2 separate regions of the Homo sapiens genome follow, and region 1 is linked to region 2. A link is a loop called in an ENCODE intact Hi-C map of the cell type or tissue named here. Cell type or tissue: endothelial cell of umbilical vein. All regions are shown on one strand. Links, peaks and the distances in the headings refer to the core of each region. The heading gives the core; the rest is flanking DNA.

Region 1 (8,000 bases), core at 1-8,000, 230 kb before region 2:
CCTGGAGCATTCGCCCCCACCCCACCACTCCCTGCTTACTCTAGGCTGAGCTGAGCCACATCACTGAAGGTACAGAGGCCAAACTTGGAGAAGTTGTCCTGGTAGCACTCCAGTCCAATGGCTGAAAGCCAGGCCTGGGGTGAGTCCAGACAAGGAAAGTCCAGGGCCACAGGGGTCAGAAGGGCCTGGGAAGGCCTAAGAGGGGAGGGGCAAGCAGGGTCAAGGTCTCCTCTTCATCTTAGCCCCTCTCCTCAGTTTTCTTTAGGTTTGCATCTACCCTCCCTGGCTTTCCCAGGCTCTAGCCCCAAGCTCCAGACCTTTCCCCTGGGTCCCCGCCAGCCTGCAGGGTATCTGGCTTGCGGATCATCTTGTCAAATGCAGCCACCAGCTGGTCAAAATGAGGCCGCCGGGCACGGTCCTTCTGCCAAGTGTCCAACATAAGTAGATGTAATCCAGGAGGACAGCCTGGAGGCGGGGGCAGCCGGAACTCCTGCTCTATTGCATTTAGTACCTGGGGGTCAGAGGAAGACTATGACGATGGGAAGTTTTGTTAGTAGAGGGGAGTACTTTGTTGGGTAAGAGGGTGGGCTGGAATCTGGTGGAGCATGAGGTTGGAGTGGAGAAGGAACTCAAAGATATGGCAATCCAACAGCCATGAGATCTTAGAATACAAACGGAGTAGAGAATGGAGGTCCTAGAATGTTCCAACCTGGGAGGGATCGGGGTGGGAAATCAGCAGTGTCTAGGTCAGTGCTCACCTCCTGCTCACTCATGTCCCAGTAAGGCCGTTCTCCATAACTCATCACTTCCCACATGAGTATCCCAAAGCTCCAGACATCACTGGATGTTGTATGCTTTCCATGTGCAATGACCTCTGGGGCTGCCCAGCGAAGCAAACAACTTGGGCCCTGAGGGGTAAAGTCAAAAGCAAATAGTAATAATCATAGTAATAGTCACGTTTATTGAGCAACTACTATGTGCTCAGATATGCCAAGGGTTTTACATCAAGCATCTCATTTAATCCTCATAACAACCCTCTAAGGTGGATGATATCATCTCCATTTCACAGAAGCAGAAGCAATAGTCACGTTTATGGAGCAACTACTATGTGCTCAGATATGTTAAGGGTTTTACATCAAGCATCTCATTTAATCCTCATAACAACCCTCCAAGGTGGATGATATTATCTCCATTTCACAGAAGCAGAAGGTGAAGCTTAGAGAAAGTGAACTTGTCCAAGGTCACAGAGCTGGAGAGCAGAGTGTTAAGAATTTGTACCCAGCTGTGCTGACTCTGGAGTCTGTGTAATCTCCACAATGGGGGAAGGGCAGGAGGTAGTTCTAGATTGTTGCAGGTCTCCTCCCCTCCCTCATCCCCTTTGTCTCGGTCCCTGAAATCCCTCAAACCCCGTCGCCTAGGCTTTCATCTCCCCATCACACAGGAGAGCCTCCCTCCTTTCAGGGACTATGACACCCCGGCTGAGGTACCTACCCCAGATTCCAGCTCACCCCCGACCCCAGCACCTGCTGGGGCATGCCACAAGGCCCCAGGCTGTGTCCCCAAGGCTGTGCTCTCACCTGAGGACTGTGGCCAAGACGGGCCACCTTGCACACCAAGTGGCTATTCACCAGCACGCTGTGGGCAGACAGCGAGCGATGGACGAAGGCAAAGCTGGACAGGTACTGCATGGCAGCAGCCACTCCCCGCTGCATGGCCACCAGCTGCAGGCTGCTGAACTGGCCCTCCCGCTGCTGAGGGGAAGGGGCAGGGGGCAGAGGTCAGTGATCGGAGACAGGGGGAGACCTCAACATACTGCATAGCAGACAACAGCATGAGAGCGGGAGGGTGTCGAATCAGAAAATGGCTGGGAAGGAAGGACGGAGACCATGGAAGGTGGGGTGGTAAGAAGCAAAGATACAGGACCTCGTCTCCTGGAAGCTTTCCTGGACCCAAGGACCCTCCTCCTTCACCCAGGCTGGACTGACCCTGAGGAAGCTGTCCAGGGGGCCAAGCTCCATGAACTCCGTCAGCACCATGAGGGGTCGGCTCTTGGTGACCACGCCCTCCAGCCGCAGGATGTTGGGGTGCTGGAACTGACCCAGCACTGCGGCCCGGCCCAGGAAGGTCATCTGCAGGCTTTCGGCGCCCCCGGCCCACAGGGCCTGGATGGCCACAGTCTGCTCCCTCCGTCCCCGTGGCTGCAGGCGGCCCTGGCGCACTTCTCCAAAAGAGCCTGGGAAAATAGGTGTAGGTTGGGGTGGGGATCAAGGCTCACAGCGTCCTGCTGTGTTTGGATGGGACTCTGGCCAGCGGAGGCCACAAGGGAGCCCCGTCGCTCTGATCCCTGCTTTGGCCCTGCTGTACCTGTCCCAATGACCTCCTCAATCTTGATATAAGCAGGATCGACTTCCCGGGCAAGTTCTCGGATGGCCTGACAGGGGTCCTCGTAGGTGGAGGGGTCGATGTAATACTTCACCCCGAGTCCTGGAGGGGTGTGGAGTATGTTATGAGCGTGTTGTGAAAGGCAGGGCTGCCCGCGCACCCCAGACATGCCCACTTACCTCCAGAAGGTTGTGCCAAGGAGCTCCCCCAATCTTGGGGGGATCCAGCCTTGCCTGCCATGTGCCCCACCCATGTGTTCCCCAGCCCCACCCATTTCCTCTCCTCATCCCCACCTGGGCTGCTGTATTGCTGCAGCTGCTCTGTGTAGCCAGTCCCACGCCGCTTCCTGAGGAACAAAACGGTGACTGGGGATGACGCTCCCATTTCCACCCCCTTGCTGCCCCCTTGTCACCCTCCAGACTGCTCTTTAGTCGGTCTGTGGAGGGGGGACGACAGCCTGGCCCTCCTGCCCATCTCCACGTGGGGCCCAGGGCAGGGGCTGGCTGACGGGAGGAGCACCAGTGTGAGGTTTCTGCAGGGGGCTCCAGACTTGGCAGGACTTGAGGTTTGGCTGTGGAGTTAATGGTGCTGGGCAGAGTTGGGCAGGGGTGGGGACTCACCGCTGGAAGACGACCGCCAGCACGGTGATGGCTGCCAGCAGGAGGAAGGCCAAAGCCCCCAGGATGGAGCCGATCACCAAGGAGAGTCTTTCTGGAAGCTGGGAAGACAGCTCCCCTGGGGGACCAGCCGACAGGGTCACAGGTGGGCCAGGTCTCTCACAGGTGCTTGTTCATGTGCCCAGGCACCCACACACACCACAGGCACACACAACATGCACGCGCATGCCCCAAACCTCCCACATCCATGCACAGGGACACACAACACACACACACGCCCACAGCCCTCCCACATCCACACACAGGGACACACAACACACACACACATCCCCACAGCCCTCCACATCCACACACAGGGACACACAACACACACACACGCCCACAGCCCTCCCACATCCACACCCAGGGACACACAACACACACACACATCCCCACAGCCCTCCTATATCCACACTCAACATGCATACATACCCCTACAATTCCCCACCTCCCCGAGTAGCCCCTAGGTCAGCTGCTGAGCAAAAGGCACTCTCCTTTCCCACAGAACTTCTGGTTGGGAAGCACGGGGCCAGGGTTCAAGGCCGGACAGTCCCTGGGCCTCTCCTCACTACCCACTTGGGCCTTCACCTGCCCATCTGGCCCTTGACCCCCGCTCACCTTGAGGAAGTGTCTGGAAATAGACTTTGCCCCCGTAGGGGCCGTGGCCGGCAGCAGTCCGGGCCCGCACCTGGAAACCATAGATGTGGCCAGGGCTCAGCTGTGTCACGGTGGCAGTGTTGGTCTCGCTGGTCAGGGTGAAGGAGTGGGATTCGTCTTCTGCCTGGGGGTAACAGCCACTCACTCCCTGCCTGGCCCCCTCTTGCCCCTGCTTCTGCCCCTAAGGCCCCCAGCCACCCTCCCTGGTTGACAGGGCTCTCAGACACATGCCCAGTGCTGCACACTTCTGGGCACCTCTCCTTGCCCATTCAGCCTCTGGCCCCTACTGTGGGGACTGTGAGCTCCTGCCAGCCCTGTTGCGGACCCCTCATTCCTCCTGTGCACCTGGTCACCTCTGGGCCCCACTGTGAGGCCTATGAGCTCCTACCAGCCCTACTGCGGAACCCCCACTCCTCCTGCGCACCTGGTCATAGTAGCGGAGCTGATAGTCCAGGATGTTCCCATTGGTCTGGTCGGGCTGCGGCCAGGACACCGTGATGCTGTTGGATGCCCGGCTCACCTGGTGCACCACAGGGACAGCAGAGGGCACTAGAGTGCAAAAGGAAAATTATTATGGGGATAGGAGTCCCTGGGAGCAGGATCAGCCTTGAGGGGAGGGCGGCAGGGGTGGACCAGGCTGGAGATCAGGAGTAGGGAAGGGGGCTCAAAGGAGCGGAGGCAGGGGATCCTGAAGGCCAAGGAAAAGAGCTCACCTTCATGGCTGGTGCTGACATTGATGGCTGCAGCCTGAGGAGGGTCAGGGCTGAGCTCAGACACCCCATTAACAGCCTGCACCTCTAAGATGTAGGGTACGTGTGCCCGGAGTCCCCCCACTAACACTCGGCTCTCAGTCAGGCCTCTCTGGCGAGGGTCGAAGTGGACCTCATCCCTGCAGCGGTGACAAGTGCCCCCACCACCGCTGGCAGGTTCCTGGCGGCCTTCACACTCCTTGCACACGACATTGAAGAGCAGGTCCCCTCGACCCCCCAGCTCCCGAGGCAGGCGCCAGTGTAGCATGAGTGCTGAGCCTTGCACCTCAAACCAAAGCTCCTGGGGAGCCGATGGAGGACCTGGGGGGCCGGAGGATATGGCAGTCCAAGGGCCAAGAGGGCAGCAGTGGGGGTGATTGAGGAAGGAAGGAGCCAGGGGAGGGTGGGTGGCCGAGAGGGAAGGAGACAGAAGAGCGTGGGGTGGGGGTAGCCCAGAGAGGCAGGATGTGGGCCCAGGGAAGGATGGGTCAGGGAGAGAAGGGGGTGGGGACAGGGAGGGGAGGAAGCCAAGAAAATAGGGGAAAAACAAGTCACTCCAAATGCAAAGAGCCCCCAGTGTTGCCTGCTACCCCCACTTCTGGCCCCTCTCCAAGTCTCTTTCCCATTGCAGGGCTGGGTGAGGAACTCACCAGTGCAGGGGGCCTCTGGTGGGTCGGAACTGGCCCGGTAGAAGCCCTCCAGGCAGGGGCAAACGGGGGCTGCTGGGTTGGGAGCGTGACTGCGGGCAGGGCATGGTGAGCAGGGAGCATTCCCAGCAGAAGCCTTATAGAGCCCCCGTGGGCAGGCTGAGGAGGCAGAGGAGAGTGGGGGCGTCACACTCGCTCTGTCCACCCACCCTGAGCTCCCAACACACAGCAGGCAGGTATCCTCGCAGCCTTCTCTTCCCCAGAGCTGGTTCTCCTTTTCTTCCAAGACTGAACCCCACCCTCTCTTCCCTCAGGCAGAGATTTCTTCTGCCAATTGCTGGGACAGAATTGCATTTCCATGGATGGAGAAAGTGAGGTGCAGTGGGGGTTACAGACAGGCCCAGTGCCAGATGTGGGTGTTCCCAGCTTATTGCATAAGCTCCCTCTGCGGAGGCCTGCTGCTGCAGTCATTCTCCCTAGCTGCCATCCACTGCCTTCCTCTACCTGCGTCCCTGTCACCTGGCCCAGCGAGGCAGGGACCCTCCCAACAGAAGGGCGAATGGGAACCAAAGGACTCTATTCCATAGTAACCCTGGAGCTGGAGCTAAACTCCTTTTGGTCTCCATCGCTTCTCAGGCCTGAAGACTTAGGAGAAGGCAATTGCTGTGAAAGGCTCCAGAAGATTCCAGAAATTTCAGATGAGTGGGTGATAGTAAGTTTGAGTGCTTTAAGAAATAAAATTAGGGAAAATCAGGGTCCTTTCCTAAGATGGCTTATTCCTGACCTTTTGCAGATAAAATGAATTTTGGGGTGTTCAGAGAGGAGCCCAAAGGCTGGGGGTGGGTGGGAGGTGTCGGGCAAGTGCAAGACGAGTGGGCTCTCACCTTGGCAGGCCTTGTCTCCTCGTGCTGGTTGGTATCCAGGCTGGCAGCGGCAGCCCCCGACAGCTACCATCCACTTGCCCTCCCCGTTGCAGTGCAGCCTGGGGGGGCTGCCTCCTGCCTGGCCCCCTACTCCATCCTCCTCTGGCTCTGCATGAGCCACACAGGTGCCCACAGCTGCCACCAGGGAGGCCCCCCCAGCCCCACTGGCCTGCGTCTCTGGAAAGGAAGCAAAGGATCGGAGCACGGCAGGGCAGGTGTAGGAGAAGAGCCTGACAGCGACCAGGGCCAGGCAGGCCCCCGTGTCCTGGAAGGCCACGTAGAAGCCGCGTTGGGTGAGAGGCCCAAAGCTCCGCTCTTTGACGTTCAGTTGCAGTCCAGCCCGCTGCCCAGCCCCGTGGGGTCCCACAGCCCACGCTGCAGAGGAAGAAGAGGAGGAGGAGGAGGAGGAGGAGGAGGGAAAGCTCTCGTCTGCTGCAATTGTGTCCACCTTGGTCCAGCGTTTGAGGTGCCAGGAGGAAACGCTGTCAGGGCTGTCGGGCTCCTCAGCCTGACGGTAGTAAAGGGTGAAGGTCTCCCGGCAGGTGCCGCCGCTCACACCCAGGCTGGAGCATGCCCGCACAGAGAAGTGGAGTCGAATGTGCGCCCTCTGGGCCCCGCGCCGCTCCACAAAGTGTGTCTGCAACCAATTGTCCTGCCCGGTGCCTGGAGGGGCCCCTGCCACATGACATGCCTCAAAGGTCCGAGTCAGGCGTCGCTGGTCGTCCAGAACACTCACCTCGTCCCACTGCAGGAAGGGCCAGGAGAAGCTTTAGGGGCTCCGGGCTTAAGCACGGCGAGGTAGAGGTTATAGGGAAGGGGACATATCTCTTCCACTGAGACTTAAAATTAATGACAAGCAAAGCAGATAGAGGATACCTTGAAATCTTGGTGCTCTAGAGGGAGGGATCCTTTTCCCATAATCCTCACCCAGGGTTTCCTTCATGAATTCCACTCTCCAGGGAACAGGGAGGGGCAGGGCCAAGGGATTCAGGTTCAGAATTAGAGTGGCACTCACCCCCCCTGGTGGGTAGGTGAGCCAGCCAATCTCAGATGTCTCTCCGGTGGTGTCCAGCAATACCTCTGCCCAGAAATAAGAGGGGCACACAGTGGCCAAGCCTCCAGCCAGCACTGCCAGCCCCTACTCTATTCCCACCGCGAACAAAAGAATGCCCCACCCGGGCCCATGTCTTTGCCAGCAGGAGCACAGCTGTCCATCAGGGTCCTTTCTCTGACAAATCTGATGTGGGTCTTCATTATCCTCACCATGCCTTTCCCTTTATTGATGTCTTCACTCTTATCTACCTTTTCTAAATCTTTCCCACTTCCCCCTTTCACTGGGTCTCTATGGCAGGTCTGGGTTCTCCTGTCTCCCCTCCCTCTTACCTTCCAGAGCCAGAACTGAAGACACCAGGAGCAGCACCCATAGGCTACACACCATGCCCGCCACTCTGTTCCCTAACTGGGCAGCCCCTTCAGTAGCCATGGGACATCTTCAGGGCGTCCACCATCGCCCCAGCCACCACCCTGCTCCTGGGTGGGGCTGCAGCTTTTGCAAGACTCAGGGTGTACAGCTAAGCTTGCTTCCTGAGGAGACACACAAGACCAGAAGAGGCAGGTGGGAAGAAAGTGTTTCTTCATATACAGCCCAAGCTCCAAAAGCTGACCCCGTGTCTGTGTCTCCTCCTACAGCTCTCCAATCGCCCCAGCACCCACCATGGGACAGAAGCCAGGTTGCATACTGCCTCTCCTGAGCCGGTGCACATTTGACCATCTTGGAGTGTTCGTGCCTACTCCCTGTGTGACCCTGTCTCTGTGTTCATTTCTCACAGCTCTCCTTCCTAGAAGTGGGGCAGAGGGTGTTTCTGGGTCAATCTTACCCTTTTTTTTTTTTTCTGCAAGGGGTTATTCCAGTTCTTTCTCTTCATTTACTCTCCTCCCTTCCTCCAACAGCCACCCTGTATTGGAAGTTAGAAGATTTTCATTAAA
Region 2 (16,359 bases), core at 4,847-12,846:
GGAGATCATGCCTGGAAGGGAGGTGCTGGCCAGGGAAGGGCCTGGCAAGCCCAGAATAGGAATTGACCACCTGGATGTGTGCTGAGCTCACCTGCTCCCAGGAGACACAGGGTCACATAGCAGAGGACCCAGCTCCCCATGGCAGCGACAAAATCTCTCTGAAGTTACAGACACAGGCTCTAAGAGAGAGAGAGAGGCCAAGGGAAGGGGCTGAGATCTAGCCCCTCCCCGGGACTTAATATAAAGAATTTGTCATTGCTACGTGATGACTGATTTTCACAGCTGATTTTGCAGATGGTGAGACTAAGAATTAGAGCGATCAAGTCACATGCACCTCCTCTTCTGCTTATAGAAGCTTTTTATATCCCTTCTAAATGGACAAGTGCCTGCCTGCATGGTCAGAAGAGCCAATCCCTCACTTCCTGGTCAGAGTCATACACAGAGTGCCATGCACCTGTGCTCAACTCAACACAAGAAGGGGTTTGGAAGTTTAGTGGTTTTGTTTTTGTTTTTGTTTTTTAAAGAACCGATTCTCTACACCCTCTGTATTCACTATAAATAATTAATACAGTAGAGATGGGGTGGGGGCTACTCCTGCAATTTTAGGAATAGCAAAGTGTCTGAAGCGCCCCTTCCCTTGTGACAATGGATTAGAGCAGGGACTTGGGACACGGCATGGGCTTTAGTCCTGTCTCTGCCATTTCGCAGCTATGTAACCTTGGAAAAGTTACAGAGCATCTCTTCAATTTCACTTTATCTGTAAAATTGAGATAATAAGTAACTACCCAAAACCTGTGATGAACATTACATAAATAAAGCATTTAGAACAGTTCTTAGTACATAAGAAACACTAGATTTGCGTTTGCTCTTATTACTTTCTGGACCTGAAGTTCTAATTCACAGGAAGTTAGGAAGTCAATACTGTATCAAGTGAAATGAGACATTTATGGTCATAGGGTTGTACCAGCTGACTAAAGTCTCATTTTCCAACTGAGTAGAAATTTGTATGAGTGTAAATTCATTGTATAACATGGGTTCTTCCAAGTAGTTTTAGTAAATAAAAATAGGATCCTAGCTGATTTCTTAATGAATGCTTTTGTTTTGGTAGACAAATGTTGTTCTATTTCTGAGGTTATCTGCAATTAAAAGATGCTTTCATGATGAAACTTTTGGTTGCAAGCTGGTGGGGTTTAGAAGCTGTTGCTGTTCCCTCCTAGAAGAAAAACAAGGCAGAGAGAGAGAGAGAGAGAGAAAAGAAAGAGCAGGAGAGAGACAGAAAGAGAATATAAAGTAATTATTTAGAGTGAGAAGCATTAAGAGGTGCGGCAGTGTGGGTGAAACTCTGAGAAAGAATGCTTGCAACATAGTTGTTTCCAATGCGTAGGTCTAGGCTTCAGGTTGTCAATCATGCCTGCGTTGAGGATCTAATTCTGTGTCCAGGAGTTCTTCACATTGTACCAGGGACCTCTTTGTCAGACTGGTAAATCCTAAGGACCCCATCTCAGAATAACATTTTAAATGCATAAACTAGAATATAGAAAATTATTTTGAAATGCAGATATCAATTTTTTTAAATTCTCATATATTAATATAGGAACACCTTTAAATTTCATTAAATGAAATATAACCTGCTGAATCTGAAAACTGTCATGATTTCAACATAGTGATGAAAGTATATTTACTGCATTTAACGTGGTATGAAAATATCTGACTTTTATATCAACTGTCATCTATGCAACATATAAGCAAATGTCTGTGATTTCTGTCATTGACTTTGTCACTGATATTACTAAAACTACTATGGTTTACTCATTATATCATAGAAGGAAAGGTATATTTCAGTTGGAGGTTAGTTAAAATAAAGATCTATTTTCCCATTCAAATTTATTGATTCCCTGAATTTTATCTCTGCACTCCTTGGAGGTCCACGGATCCCAGGTTAAAAACTTCTGCCTTAGAAGAGAATATGCATTATGCTGGAATCCACAGACAGGAAATGTTTTTTAGAACGTTCATATAGCCTCGGAAGTACTTAGCCTATATGTGTAGTTTGCAGATTTGTCAAGGTGTCAAGGGAAACAATTTAAACTACTTCTTTAGACTGTTTACAGACTTCAATTATAACAGGTATTATATTATACTTACCATGATTGTGTTCTAGTCCTGGAAACATGGTACAAATTCTATCATCTATCTTTCTACATACTGTCTGCATTATCAATTATATTCATCATTATCCATATCATCATCATGATTATCATGTATATTTTATTCCTGAGGAGCATTATTGGAATAGAAAACTACAGGGACATAGTATGATAGTATATACTCTCTTGCATGAAAGAGTAAGGCTTTATGCTAAGAAACCATGTAATCAGAAATAGTATTCCTAAAATGGAATCACAAAATTATCTCCACACTATGTTTTAAAATAATCTCTACAGTACTATGTGTTACTAATTCTGAGACACCTCAGATCCCAATATTGGTAATATATGCACTATTCTTATTGATGGAATTTAGACAGTTCTACTGTATTTAAGATCCTCATTGTAGTCAGTGTTAAATAGTGTCCTATTTCCTAGATAAAGGAGTAAATAATGAAAAAGTTTATGTCATTAAACACTCTTCCTATATTGCAACAGATTCAACAGTATGTTCCCATTTCGTGCCTCCAATATGGTAATTCTCCATCTGAATACTTGGATCCATTTTTAAATTAGTGAATTGTATTTTTGGAGCAATTTTAAGTCCACAGCAAAGTTGAGCAGAAACTACAGAATCCCAAGTATTCCCTGCACTCACATGAACAACGTTCCCTACTACTGACACTCTGTGTTGTAGAACTATAGACCTGATGAAGGTGGCCTATGGGAGAAACAAGAATGGAATTCAGAGGCTCGACCAGCAGGGCTGCAACCCCTCATTCCAAATCATGTGCTTAACTGCAAAATATTCCCTTTAATTAATCTTAACGCATAGGTATGTTTTCATTAACAAAATGTATCTCTTCTTAAAGTACACCTTGCAGAAATTTCACAGCTTTTCCAATACATGTAAATAAGTATATTTTACCTGGAAACAGAGCAGCACTGACACTTGATTGGTTCACATGGTGAATGAGGCTGACGCTGTGAGCTCACATATGGTTGCTCCAAACCATATGCAATTTCTGGAGAAGGTATTTTTATGTAACATACTGAGGTAGAGATGTCAATTGAAAAATGTAAAGACGAAATTGAATTAGGCTGACGTGAAATCTTGGCAGAAAATATTTTTATTGAGTACATTTATAATCTTGTTAAAATAAAATTTAGGAAAATATATATAAGATCTGTATAATAAAAAATACAAAGCGATGCTGAGAGAAATTAACAAGACCTCAATAAAGAGATGTGAGGGACTTTCTGAGACGATGAAAATGTTTTGTATCTTGATTGTCATCATGGTTACATCATGGGTATAAAAATGTGTTAAAATTTGTTGAAGTGTACACTTAAAATGCGGGTGTGTTTTATTGCAGCAGTTGGATTTGTTTATTGCATACATATTCCATATATATCTTATGTCTCAATAGAGTTGCTTTAAAAATGTTCGTAATTGTTGGCCAGGCGTGGTGGCTCATGCCTGTAATCCCAGCACTCTGGGAGGCCGAGGCAGGCGGATTACGAGGTCAGGAGATCGAGACCATCCTGGCTAACACGGTGAAACACCGTCTCCACTAAAAGAAATACAAAAAATTAGCTGGGCGTGGTGGCGGGCGCCTGTAGTCCCAGCTACTCGGGAGGCTGAGGCAGGAGAATGGCGTGAACCCAGGAGGCGGAACTTGTAGTGAGCCGAGATCACGCCACTGCACTCCAGCCTGGATGACAGAGCGAGACTCCGTCTCAAAAAAAAATTAAAATAAATATAAATAAATAAATAAAAATAAAAATTTGTGATTGTAACATTCCATAGGGCAGGAATTGCTAATGGTTCCCACTAGGCTTCTATGGCAGGGAGAGCTGTGAGAAGCAGTCAAAAAGCCCTTTAGAGTCTGTCTCTAGTTCAAGGAAATGTGCTGGGTCAGAAGATCAGGGTCTACCTGAAAGACACAGTTGATCCGCTTGTCATTCTTATTTGTGCACCCACAACTTTACCAAGTGAAAAGCACAGAATCCCCTTCTTTAAATAAAGATTGTTAGAAATCCATAAAGCTCATGTAGAGAGAGAGAGAGGGTAACCTAGCATATCTTACCTAATATGCTGAACACTGAGGAATCCAAGCTTTTTATGCCTTCTGGCCCCTTCCCTGGGGTTTTGTCCCCATCAGTTGTTTTAAATAACCCCCCTTTGTTTTTTGCTCACTTAGAGCTGTTATTTACAAGTTTTTCCTTCTGATTTATTGTCTTTCAAGTTGGGTTTCTGTTACGTAGTGCCTACCAACCTGCTACACACTTATTTCCTGAGCTGGGTCCATAATGAGTTTGTGTTCTAAGAAGGGCTAACATTCGGCACTGTGGCTTTGCTGCTGGCACAGAAATACAGTGCTGTGTCCCCTGACTCCGTGGACTGGATCTCCAAGGTACAGGATGAGTTTTTGGAGCATTGGGCTAAAAATCGCTCATTGATTATTTCTGCTTTCTGAATAAGTTCTTCGTTCTGAAAGTAAACCAAAAACTTGAGCTCTTCTTCCAGCTTCTTACGATACCAGTAAACATAACTATGTGCTTTTATAGGAACACAATCCATCTTTGCTTTCTGTTCACTTGCTTTGGCCAGAAGTCTAGGTCTCTGGGTGACCTTGGTGTCCGTGGAGCCTGTGGAGGAAGGAGAGAGCAGCTGTAGAAAAAGCGCAGGAGGGAGCTTGATACTGCAGCCACCGGAGAGAGTCTTGGAACTGAAATTCAACCAGTTCAGAACAGGGCCTTACCTGGCTCCCCAGAAAGAAATGGCCACACAGCAGAGAAGTCTGAGGCACATGGTTGGCTCAGAAAGAAATCGTAGTGGTAGCTTTTTCTGTAAGGCTTCTTCACCCACTCTCCTAGCCCCCGTCAGCAACCTCCTTGTGACGTGATCACTTTCCATAGCCTTTGTAGATGCTCTGTACATGGGACAGAGTCATTTCAATTTCAAAGAATGTAGGAGGGCAGACTTTGTTTTAGCTGTTAAAAATAGTGTAAGTTTCAGCCTGCTTTTAGTTTTTTTTTTTTCTGTTACTCACTGTTTTGCTATTTTTTTTAAGTAAAATCACTCATACATTTATTTACTTAAAAAATTATTATACTTTAAGTTCTGGGGTACATGTGCAGAATGTGCACTTTTGTTACATAAGTATACACATGCCATGGTGGTTTGCTGCACCTATCAACCCATCATCTACATTAGGTATTTCTCCTAATGCTATCCCTCCCCTAGCCCTCCATCCCCCGACAGGCCCCATGTGTGATGTTCCCCTCCCTGTGTCCATGTGTTCTCATTGTTCAGCTCCCACTTATGAGGGAGAACATGCGGTGTTTGGTTTTCTGTTCTTGTGATAGATTGCTGAGAATGATGGTTTCCAACTTCATCTATGTCCCTGCAAAGGACATGAACTCATCCTTTTTTATGGCTGCATAATATTCCACGGAATATATGTGTCACATTTTCTTTATCCAGTCTATCATTGATGGGCATTTTGGTTGGTTCCAAGTCTTTGCTATTGTGAACAGTGGTGCAATAAACATGTATGTGCATGTCTCTTTATAGTAGAATGATTTATAATCCTTTGGGTATATACCCAGTAATGGGATTGCTGGGTCAAATGGTATTTCTGGTTCTAGATCCTTGAGAAATCTCCACACTGTCTTCCACAATGGTTGAACTAATTTACACTCTATTTACTTTTTTAACTTGTCAGTTTGCTTCTTCCCCTCCCTTCCATCTCAGGTAAGGAATCATACAACTCGGTCTTTACAAATAGTAGCTTTTGACACACTTATAAAATCACATAGCAGCTGCTTTACATTAAGTAAGTATTTATTTATTTATTTATTTATTTATTTATTTATTTATTTATTTATTTTTGAGACGGATCTTGCTCTGTCTCCCAGGCTGGAGTGCAGTGGCATGATCTCAGCCCACTGCAGCCTTTGTCTCCCGGGTTCAAGCAGTCTCCTGCCTCAGCCTCCTGAGTAGCTGGGATTACAGGCCCCCACCACCGCACCTGGCTAATTTTTGTATTTTTAGTAGAGACAGGCTTTCACCATGTCACTGGCTGGTCTTTAATTCCTGACCTCAAGTGATCTGCCCACCTCAGCCTCCCAAACTGTTGGGATTACAGGCATGAGCCACTGTGCCCGGCTACATTAAATAATGAAATGTTGAACTATACAGAACAATATTTATGACAAATATGCAATGCATATATAGAAGCAATAAAATGAATACCTTTGCCTGAACCAATCAGCTTAAGAGTTAGATTATTGCTGAAAATTTCTCAGTCCATGTTACTCTTTTAGATTTCCTCATTGTTTCTCCGTCATGCCCAGGTAGGTGTAATCTGAAGTTTAAATTTGTCATTCACTAGCTTGGCATTATAGTCTTTAGCATTTACACAAGAATCTGTAAATTATGTAGTATTTAATTTTGTGTGTCTTTGAAATGTATCTAAGAGGAATCAGCTAGTTTATATATTTTCTACAATGTTATTTTTTCATTCAACATTAGGTCTGTGATAATACGTTGACACACAATCTAGACAATTTACTTTCGCTGCCATCTAGTATTACATTATATTCATTGGCTAGAATTTATTCATTCTTGAATTAATGCACACTAATTTTTCCCTGGGTGTTTGTGCTGCTACAAACAGTATTGTATTCTCGAACATGTCTCTGCTTTTCTAGGTGCAAGATTGTTGCCATACCTGGCAATGTAAAGACTGAGTTTTCAAGTCAACATGTCAACTTTACATAACATAACAAAATGCTTTCCAAAGTGATTAAGCCAAATAAGTGATCCCACCAACAGCTCATGAGTGTGTTCAGATGTTCCACATCTAGGACTACACTTGCTATTTAATATACCTTTAATTTTGCCAGTCTAGTATGTTAATATTATCTCATGGTGCAATATAGTTTTTGTTTGCTTCTTTCTGGTTGCTAAGGAGGTTGAATATATTTGATATATTATAGGCCACCAGTGTTGCCTGTAAACTGCCCTTTGTCCATATTTCTTTTTGGTTGATTAGCTATTATTTATTTGTAACAGTTTTTTCTAGACTCTGGATACCCAACCTTTGTCAGCTATGTGTGTTGCTAATATCTTTCCAATTTGTGGTGTATGTCTTTATTCTGTTTGTGCTACTTTTTGTTGGGTTTCTTTAGTAGAATGCATTATTCTTTTATTTGGGGTAAACATGTTTTTTAATTCTTTGTTAAAAAAAATCTTCCATAGCCCAAGTTCATGAAGATATAATCCTTATTATTTACCAAAACTCCTAACATTTTGAATTTTGCATTTAAGCATTTAATTCACTTGTGATTTATTTTGACATATATTGTGAAGTAAGGTTTAAATTCATCTTTCCTTGTATGGATAACCACCTGTTCCAGAATAACTTGTATATTACATCATTCCTCCGTATATCTTCAATAACACCTCTATTATATATGAAATTCCTGTATATTCATGGGCCTATTTTTCATTTTCTGTTTTCCATTTGCCTATTTAATCACGCTTCTTTCATTATCCTAAATGATAACATAATTTGATAATTGGTAGAGCAATTCACATCACTTTTTGTACTTCTTAAATATTGCTTATTTTTGTTCTTTTTCACTTAGTTGTAGATTATTTGACAAATTTCATAAAGTAAATCTTTTGTAGTTTGATTACTGTGGTATTGAATATATAGATAATACTGCAGAAATTGAAACAACCTTACTATTGGATTCACTTTTTCATGATCATGTTGTATATCTTTACTTATTTCAAACTTTTTTTTTTTGAGACGGAGTTTCTTTCTGTCGCCCAGCCGCCTGGAGTGCAATGGTGCAATCTCAGCTCACTGCAACCTCCGCCTCCCGGGTTCCAGCAATTCTCCTGCCTTAGGCTTCTGAGTAGCTGGGATTACAGGCACCCACCACCATGTCCAGCTAATTTTTTGTGTTTTTAGCAGAGACAGGGTTTCACCATGTTGGCCAGGCTGGTCTTGAACTCCTGACCTCAGGTGATCCAGCCACCTCGGCCTCCCAAAGTGCTGGGATTACAGGTGTGAGCCACCGCGCCCGGCTTATTTCAAACTTTTAAAATAATTCCCTTAAATGTATTTATTTAGAGACAGAGGCTAGCTCTGTCGCCCAGGCTGGAGTGCAGTGGCATGATCTCGGTTCACTGCAAGCTCCGCCTTCTGGGTTCAAGCCATTCTCCTGCCTCAGCTTCCGGACTAGCTGGGACTACAGGCGTGCACCACCATGCCTGGCTAATTTTTTTGTACGTTTAGTAGAGATGGGTTTCACCCTATTGGCCAGGCTGGTCTTGAACTCCTGACCTCATGATCTGCCCGCCTCGGCCTCCCAAAGTGCTGAGATTACAAGCGTGAGCCACTGAGCGCGGCCCTGATTCCCCTAAAATTTTAATAGTTTTCTGCATGATAGTCTTGCTAATCTAATAGATTTGTTCTTAGGTGTTTATTTTCTATTTTATATCATTATTTGTAAATTGTCTCTCGTTAAAAAACATAACTGCTTGTAGTATGTGAAAATAAAATAATGTTTTATATTTATGTTAAATTCAGTAAACTTACTACATTTTGTTATTGATAATGCATTGCTTCTTTAGACCCTTTTGAATCTCTATAAATAAACTTGTCGTGCGCCAATACTTATTTTTCTTTCCTTTCTCATTTTCAACTTTTTCCCCTTGTTTCACTGGTTGCAAATTCAGCACAATGTTGAATAGAAATCACGGTATTATTCATTTATATATTTATCAACTGTGTAGAAATCACACAACTACAGGTGCCAGATATGGGTAAACGCTAAGGGTTATTACAAAATGTTAAGATTAGATCCTGCCATTTTAAAGACCAATTGGCCTCCCAGGATATCTGCAATTTTTTTGGTCAGTCAGTACCTAAACATCTCATCTGAAATATCCGGTGAAGCTGTGAGTCCCCACTTGATGAGCGGCAGATATTTTATAGAAAGATCCACATCACCCTCTAGTGGTCAAAGGAGCGAATTCATCCAATGCCCGCGGAGCTCTGCCTCGGCCTGCCTGAGTCGGGAGTGGCCCGCCCGGCAGCGAGGCAGCAAAAAGGCATTCCAGGTATCAGAGCGAAATTAAGAAAAAAGCAGCACTTGATGTGCTACCTGCCACATACTCCACAGCATTGTTACTAGCAATTACTTACACAATTATTCAGCCATTAGTCTAATGCCGATGGTGGTTTATCAGTGCATTTTGCCTCCCTCAACCTTTTATAGTCCCCCAAGGCAGGTGTGCTCCCTAAACCGCTATCCTATGCTCTCTGATCTTTTCATTGTAAACTGTATATCAAGGGATTGGAGGCACTTTCATTCTTCCAGTGATGCTAAATGTCCCAAAGGTGTGCTTCTTATCCAGATCCATTTTCTGAGTCCATGACTTGTACATCCAACTGCTCTCTGCATATTCCTGGTTAGATTACTGTCCCTAAGGCACTCCCAATCTCAAAGTAAATCTTGATCTTCTTCCCACTTGGTCCTTCTTATTTGTCTGTGTGTAGCAGTCTCTCTTAATCACCACCCACCACCCCCTGCATATTGCTGCTCATGTCTAATCAATTGCCAAGTCCTTTGATTTACTTCCTTTTAAATGTCTCATTTTCCCCATATTTCTAACACCATCATCATTATCTGAGCTAAACTACTGCTTGCCTGAGCTAAGTTTTTCCTCCGCATCAACTCTGTTCACACTGCTGGAGGGTGGCAGCATAAGCCTCCCAACCCTCTGCCCAAAATATGCCACTTTGGCATAAGGAATATTTTGAGCTAGAGGCATTAAAGACAATAGCAAGTATAAGAGGAGTACTCTGACCCTTCCCCTTTTCTTCTTGAAAAATGGAATAAGCTTCCCATATAAAAGATGTCTTATCTATACCAGGAAAAAAGAATATTCTTAACATCCAAGATAGAATGGGATGATGTTGAGGCCAAGGAATCTGTAACAAAAAAAGCTTGTTAAACTAATCCTCACCTTCCTAGTCACTTTGCCATTCAACCAGCAACCCTAGCCTAAGCCCCTTTACTTTTTCACCTTTCCACAATGTATGACCCTTTGCCCAATTCAATATATGAATGTTCAACTCTAACTGCACATTCAGTTCTTCCTTTAATTATGGGGGCTTTCATGTGATGTAAAACTTGTATTAAATACATGTGTATGCTTTCCTTCCTGTTAATCTTCCATTCTCAGGACCAGCCGAAAAACTGCAAGAGGGTAGAGGTAACATTTTGCCTTCCCTGCATGGTCCATTATTTCTTCACTTTGTGACCAGGGTGATTAAATACACAGATACACACACAGCCACGAATCTGATTACTAAAGAAGTCAAATGTTGAAAACCTCAGTGTCTCCTATTAAGCTTTATGTTGGATTCTGTATCATTTACCTTGACCAGTAAGGTTCTGAGTGGTCTGGTGCCTTCCTGCCTTCTTCAATTTTGCCCTGTACTCAACCACCTCCTCCCCCTGCTCCTGTCACTCTGCTGACTTCTTTCCTGTCATTAAACACACTAATTTCTTTCCTGATTAAAACATTTTGCACTGGTTCTTTAATCTTTCTTAAATGCCCTTGAATTCATTATCCCTCGTCCCACTTAATTAACTCTAGCTCATCTTGATGTAAGGTATTTAGGAATAATATTTAAAATTTCTTCCTATACCTTTTATTAAAAGGAGGATAACAATTAAATATGCAATATCAGGGGCTTCAGACTCTCCAGGGAGTATTTCATCAATAATTACTTTCAAGAAATTAGACATAGTTCATTTTTTAGGATAAAAGAGTCTTAACTGGTTTTCAAAAATGGCACCAGATAGGAGATTACAGATAAAAGACACTCACATATTTATGGGTAGTTAAAATTGACTACTGGTCAGTTAATAGGAGTCACACTGCTTTCCACATTCCAGAATGGAAAAACAGCAGCAGAGGTATGAAGTTGAGAAGTAGCTTATCAAATATTCATCTTTGGACACCTGAGATGGTGCATGTACTATAGCAAATGGGTTGAGACTCTGGGAAACCAGTTCGAGAGATTATTTTTGACATTAAGAATGGGGATATCCAAGGATATAGAGGAATTAGACGACCCTAGCTCCCTTGAAACCTCTGAAATTCTTCCCATGGCTTCTCCATTACTGGGAAAAACAGTGCCTCCGTGTGTGTGTGTGTGTGTGTGTGTATGTGTGTGTGTGTGTGTGTGTTGGGGAGGAGGATGTAAGAGTCTGTCTCTTACCTCACCCATCACTGCCTCTGAAAGGTGAACTTGATTTTAAATACAACAAAGCACAGAGAGTAGAATATAAAATCAGAACAAAAAGTTCAACACTTCAAAAAGAATTGCTAATCAAAAATTTATGTCATTCAAAATTTACAGGAAATGTGATAGGATTTTATTTTGTTGGTACTTGTCCAAGGAAGACAGAACACAAATATGGACTGAATGCTGTTCAATGCTGTTGTCTCGTTTCCTAAGGTAATATAGGTAGGCAGTAGGCTGTGTCCTTGACAGTCAGCTGGTTTGGGAATGTCAGGTCTGAACCCAGCAGCGTTCCATGCTAAATGTCACCGAAACACTACACTCCTCAGCTTAACGTAGACGGAAATAGTGACTGCGTGAAATAGGAATGTAACCACTGTCTCCCTGTTTCATGCCAGAGCCTTAAAAGCTCTTGTCTTTTCCATGCCGTTAGTGAAGCAGTGGAATATTTTATAAGTATTTTACTAGCTCTGTTCTCCAGGCTGAAAACGCTAACAGAGTAAAAGGCTACAACTAAAGTGGGTCCTGAGATCAGTGGCAATGGCACAGTCTGAGGTGACTGAACCCAGGTGGGGTATTTAACCACCAGCAACACACGGTCATAGCGGAGACGAAAAGCAGCAGCGTGTTCACTGCAGAATTGGCTCCCATCTTGTTCCAGTCAGTTCCACCTTGGTCAGGGGCCAGGTGTCATCTCCACGCTTTCACGTTCACCCTTATTGTCTAAACCCCTGTTCTGTGTTGCAAAGGGTTGACAAGGGTCCAGGTCTGTTGGGTGGTAGGTTGTCCGCTGTGATTAATTCAGCAGCCGATATCTATATGAGGATGGTAGCAGTTAAGCCACTGCTATTTCACTCCTGGTTTTGACTATAAAATGCCCTTGATCCTTTTCTTGTAAGAACTCTAATCTATTCATTTATTTGTTTTCTCTTCTTTTTGATGCTATATGCATTCAATTTTATTTATCTTAACCTGTGGTTCATAACACACAGGCATTGCTTGTCAATGAATATTTTTAAAAAACATAATAGGAACTTGTAAAACTTCTCCTCCTCAACATTATGCAAGATAGACCTTGATAATATTTCAATGTATAGCCATATAGTTCTCTCTCATTCTATTTCCTGCCATGCCCCAGCCTTATAAAAATCCTGAACTTGGGTCATTATTATTCCCTGCCAGTAGTGTGTTGGTAAAGGGTAAAGGGTTGACAGCTAAGTCTGGAGGAAAATAAAGCAAACCGTAATTTGCTGTGTTTGCTAATTTCTGTAGTGTAAATACCCTCACTATGGCCAATTTCAAGCTAACAAAATGATGTCACTAAAACTGGAGTTGGGAAAAATGTATACAGTCAGCTCCCATGAGCTGATAAAGTAGGCTCCAGCATACAACTCATCTTTGCTTTCCTTTCAATATAATTTGTTCTAATATATTTTAGTCCTGAAAATTATTTTCTTGACTTGTTTTTAGCTTTATGAAAAGCACATTATGCTTTGCATAATCTCATTAGACTTAGTTTTTACATTTGCTATTATATTGCTAAGATTCACCTATAACCTTGCTCTTCACTATAGTTCATTCATTTTGACTCATATGAATATGTCACAGTTTATTCATTCACTCTTCTCAGTGCATATGTGGCTTGGTGCCATGTTTTTCTACTGTTTGGTGCTGTGAAGAACACTTTTTTATTTATGTCTTCTGATATGTGTATGCAAGAGCTTCTCCTGATGTAAACCTAGGAGTGGAATTGCTGAGTTATGGGATATAGGAATCTTCAACTACGAGATAATGCTGAACTGTTTCCAAATGGTTGATAGTACTTATGCTCCCATCAGTAATTTATAAGTAATCCTATGAATCCATACCCTCGCTAACATTTTATATTTCTAAACTTTTTATATTTTGCTAATCAAGTGGATATAAAACTATGTATCATTGTGTCTTGCTTCATATTATCCTGATCATCAATGAAGTGAAATATCTCTATATGTTTATTAGTCATATATGTTTATTCTATTAAATGTATGGTCATATGTTTTGCTCATTTTCTGTTGGTTCATACAGATTTGTGGTCAATGTAAATGTTTGGTTTCTCCTAGGAAAGGATTTTCACTGTTCCACTTACTGTCTTCTAACTACTGGCAGAACTTTCCAACTCTGTAGACAAGCCATGTTGTCTGAGGTCTTCCTTCTAGGTACCTCTGCCCCCTCTTCCCCTTGACACCTTTCCCAGGAGCCAGCTCACCAGCACCTTCCCTAGCGATACATTCCGTATGGTGTGTACCTAGGCATAGAGGGTGCTCCCCTCCCTTTGTACCGAGTCTTACTCTGTTCATTCATCAACCGAAACACCATGGAGAACATGATGGCGTTCAACATTTACAGGAAATGTGATAGGATTTTATTTTGGTGGCCTGGTCTAAGGAGGACAGAACACAAATTTGGAGTGAATGCTATTCAATGCTGTTGCTATCCTCCCCTAAGGTAACGTATTCATGCATAACTCTCTACTTGGCTGCCTCTTGGTTATCTTTGTCTTGAGAGCCCAGCATGATGACAAGAAAGCCAATCGCTGAAGTTTATTATAGGAAATACACAGTGATTATACAACTGTCTTCATATCTACCTCTAGGATTATGTGTAGATCTATTCAAGAATACATGACTAATGTGGCAGAGTCAGGGCAAAATTCCAGGTTTTATAATTTTCAGGGAACTTTCCATGTCCGCCGACCACTTTAGGCCCAACTCTATTGCCATTTCGTGGGTCTCAAACACTACACCTCCTCCATACTCCACACTCACAGTGCTTCTTTTCTTTTTCTCCCCCTCCCCCCCGCCCCACCCCCTGCACACACACTCCCAGATGTCTCAGTCAGGAAAGCTGTGGTTTTCCATTCTCCACGCTTCCCCTCTCAGCACTCAGGGGGCCCGCTGGGGCGGAGGGCAGCTGCAGGGGTTCTTGCCGCGGTGTCTGATCCCCTCCTGGCGCTGTGTCTCTAGCACTGCAGATGTAGAAGCTGCTGTCTTCAGGATGGGCACTGGTCACTGTCAGAGTGGACAAGGTCAGGCTTGCATGGTTGATGAGAAACTTGTCCTTCTCGACGCCTTGCTCGTATGTGGCCTTGGAGCCCTCATTGGAAGTTGCCATCAGCATGAGACTCTGTTTCGGGAACTGACGATACCAAAACATAGTTGTGGCCTGAAAGTCCAGGGAACGGCACTCGATCTTCACAGAGGTTCCACTCTTACAGATAACCCTGCTCGGATGTTGAGAGACGACAGCACCAAGCCCGGAGCCTGCTGAGACAGAAGCCAGAGAGAGAGGAGAGCCCAGTGGGAGCCGAGTCAGACAGGACGCCAGGCAGAGCTGAGCCTCACTCCCTCCCTGTGCTCCCAGCTCCTGGAGAGTCCTGTTTGTTTTGTGCAATCTTCCCGTCATCTCCCTAGGGCCATAATCCCCCATCTCCTCTGACCGGCGGCTTTCACCTTACCATTTACACCTCTAGAGAGCAGGGCCTCTCCCTCTCCCTTCGATGAGCATAAACAATCCACATTGCAACCCTGCTGGCCACCACTTGACCATGCCAACACACGCACATGCCCACCCAAGCTCCCAGGTAGAAGGAGGCTTATACCTGGCCCCAGAAGCAGCAGAAGCAGCAGCATCTTCCGTGATGGCCTCACACCACCTTCTCTGGGGAGAGTTGTGACCACTGCCTCCATTCACCAGCGAGGAGGGATGACTGATCACAGAATCCCAAGGATGCCCTAGTCTGCCCCCTGGTGGTAATCTTTGCCCATGACTGATGTTACGTCCATCTCTGCCTGTCAAAAAACCATACAGGTCGGGTGAGGTGGCTCACGCCTGTAATTCCAGAACTTTGGGAGTCCGAGGCGGGTGGATCACAAGGTTAGGAGTTCAAGACCAATCTGGCCAACATGGTGAAAACCCATCTCTACTAAAAACACAAAAATTAGCCAGGCGTGGTGGTGGACACCTGTAATCCCAGCTACTCAGGAGGCTGAGGGAGAGAATTGCTTGAACCCAGGAGGCGGAGGTTGCAATGAGCTGAAATCATGCCACTGCACTCCAGCCTGGGTGACAGAGTGAGACCCCATATCAAAAGAAAACAAAAAACCCATACATTGCCTAAAGTGGCCTAAAGACTTCCCAATTCAACTTCCAAATTTATTAAAGATACACTGAGACATAAAGCATTGTAATGACTTAAGTGAGTTTCCTATAAGGAAAGGAGTGTAGGTTTAGGTAATGAATGGCATTGGAGTCTGTTTGCTGCTTCTGTTTCATATCCTCAAAGTAATAACACCAAGACAACTCATGGTTGTTAATCACTAGACCCACAGGTTGGCACTACCATAAATATTGATAAAGCACAGGCCAGTGCCTCGGCTGGAAGTCCAATGTTTCTTCATAATCATGTTGAAGCCACTTCATCATTTTCTAAATGAGATAGTTACCTCATGTGTATCTCATGACAATTTCCCTCATATATAAAGGGACTTAATTCTAAACATTCTAATAATATTTCTCAATTTAGCTTGTATGTTTCCGTGTTAATCACTGTTGAGGTTGTGAGAATAATTAAATTTATTCTATTGTAATGGAGGTCATACTAAGTACTGGACAGTGAAAATAGTTTCTAGGAGGCATAAGAAATTCTTTGATTTGAACAGGCTGGGATACTTGTTTTAATGGATCGATGTTGGAAATATGTAGCAATTACAAGGAGCTGGAAAGTTTTTTTGAAAGCCCTATGTTTTCATTTTTATAACAGCCTCTCAATTGTGCTTTCATTTAATATTTAGTTCTGCTTCTCTGGCATAGGTAGCTAGAAAAGATAAGAT

Evidence for each region. Hi-C counts contacts between places; a loop is a spot of excess contacts. Peaks named below come from ENCODE experiments on the same cell type or tissue, not always from the same donor. Only the 100,000 strongest peaks of a DNase experiment are listed, where the experiment ranks them.
Region 1: it touches region 2 in a loop (13-fold over the local background); 10 of 110 quality-filtered maps call a loop at or near these places.

The regions. Positions count from the first base shown.
Region 1 is chr7:142,862,725-142,870,724 of GRCh38, reverse strand. It overlaps EPHB6 (EPH receptor B6), which reads right to left. Exons shown (of 20, transcript NM_004445.6): 4 at 7,892-7,969; 5 at 7,398-7,598; 6 at 7,030-7,094; 7 at 5,976-6,759; 8 at 5,095-5,250; 9 at 4,409-4,765; 10 at 4,120-4,244; 11 at 3,657-3,819; 12 at 3,003-3,117; 13 at 2,676-2,728; 14 at 2,365-2,484; 15 at 1,986-2,233; 16 at 1,578-1,751; 17 at 759-908; 2 more. The coding sequence starts at 7,497. Among named protein-coding and RNA genes, the nearest start is that of EPHB6, 12 kb to the right of the region's middle. RefSeq lists enhancers at 2,556-3,491, 3,766-4,299. In endothelial cell of umbilical vein, for the core only: CTCF peaks have their summits at 4,032 and 4,240 (motif pointing right); no DNase peak of the experiment used is centred there.
Region 2 is chr7:142,625,527-142,641,885 of GRCh38, reverse strand. It overlaps TRB, TRBV20-1, the pseudogene TRBV21-1 and the pseudogene TRBV22-1. Among named protein-coding and RNA genes, the nearest start is that of PRSS1, 120 kb to the left of the region's middle. RefSeq lists an enhancer at 9,039-9,333. In endothelial cell of umbilical vein, for the core only: a CTCF peak has its summit at 9,197 (motif pointing left); a DNase peak (open chromatin) is centred at 9,165; H3K27me3 peaks cover 140 bases.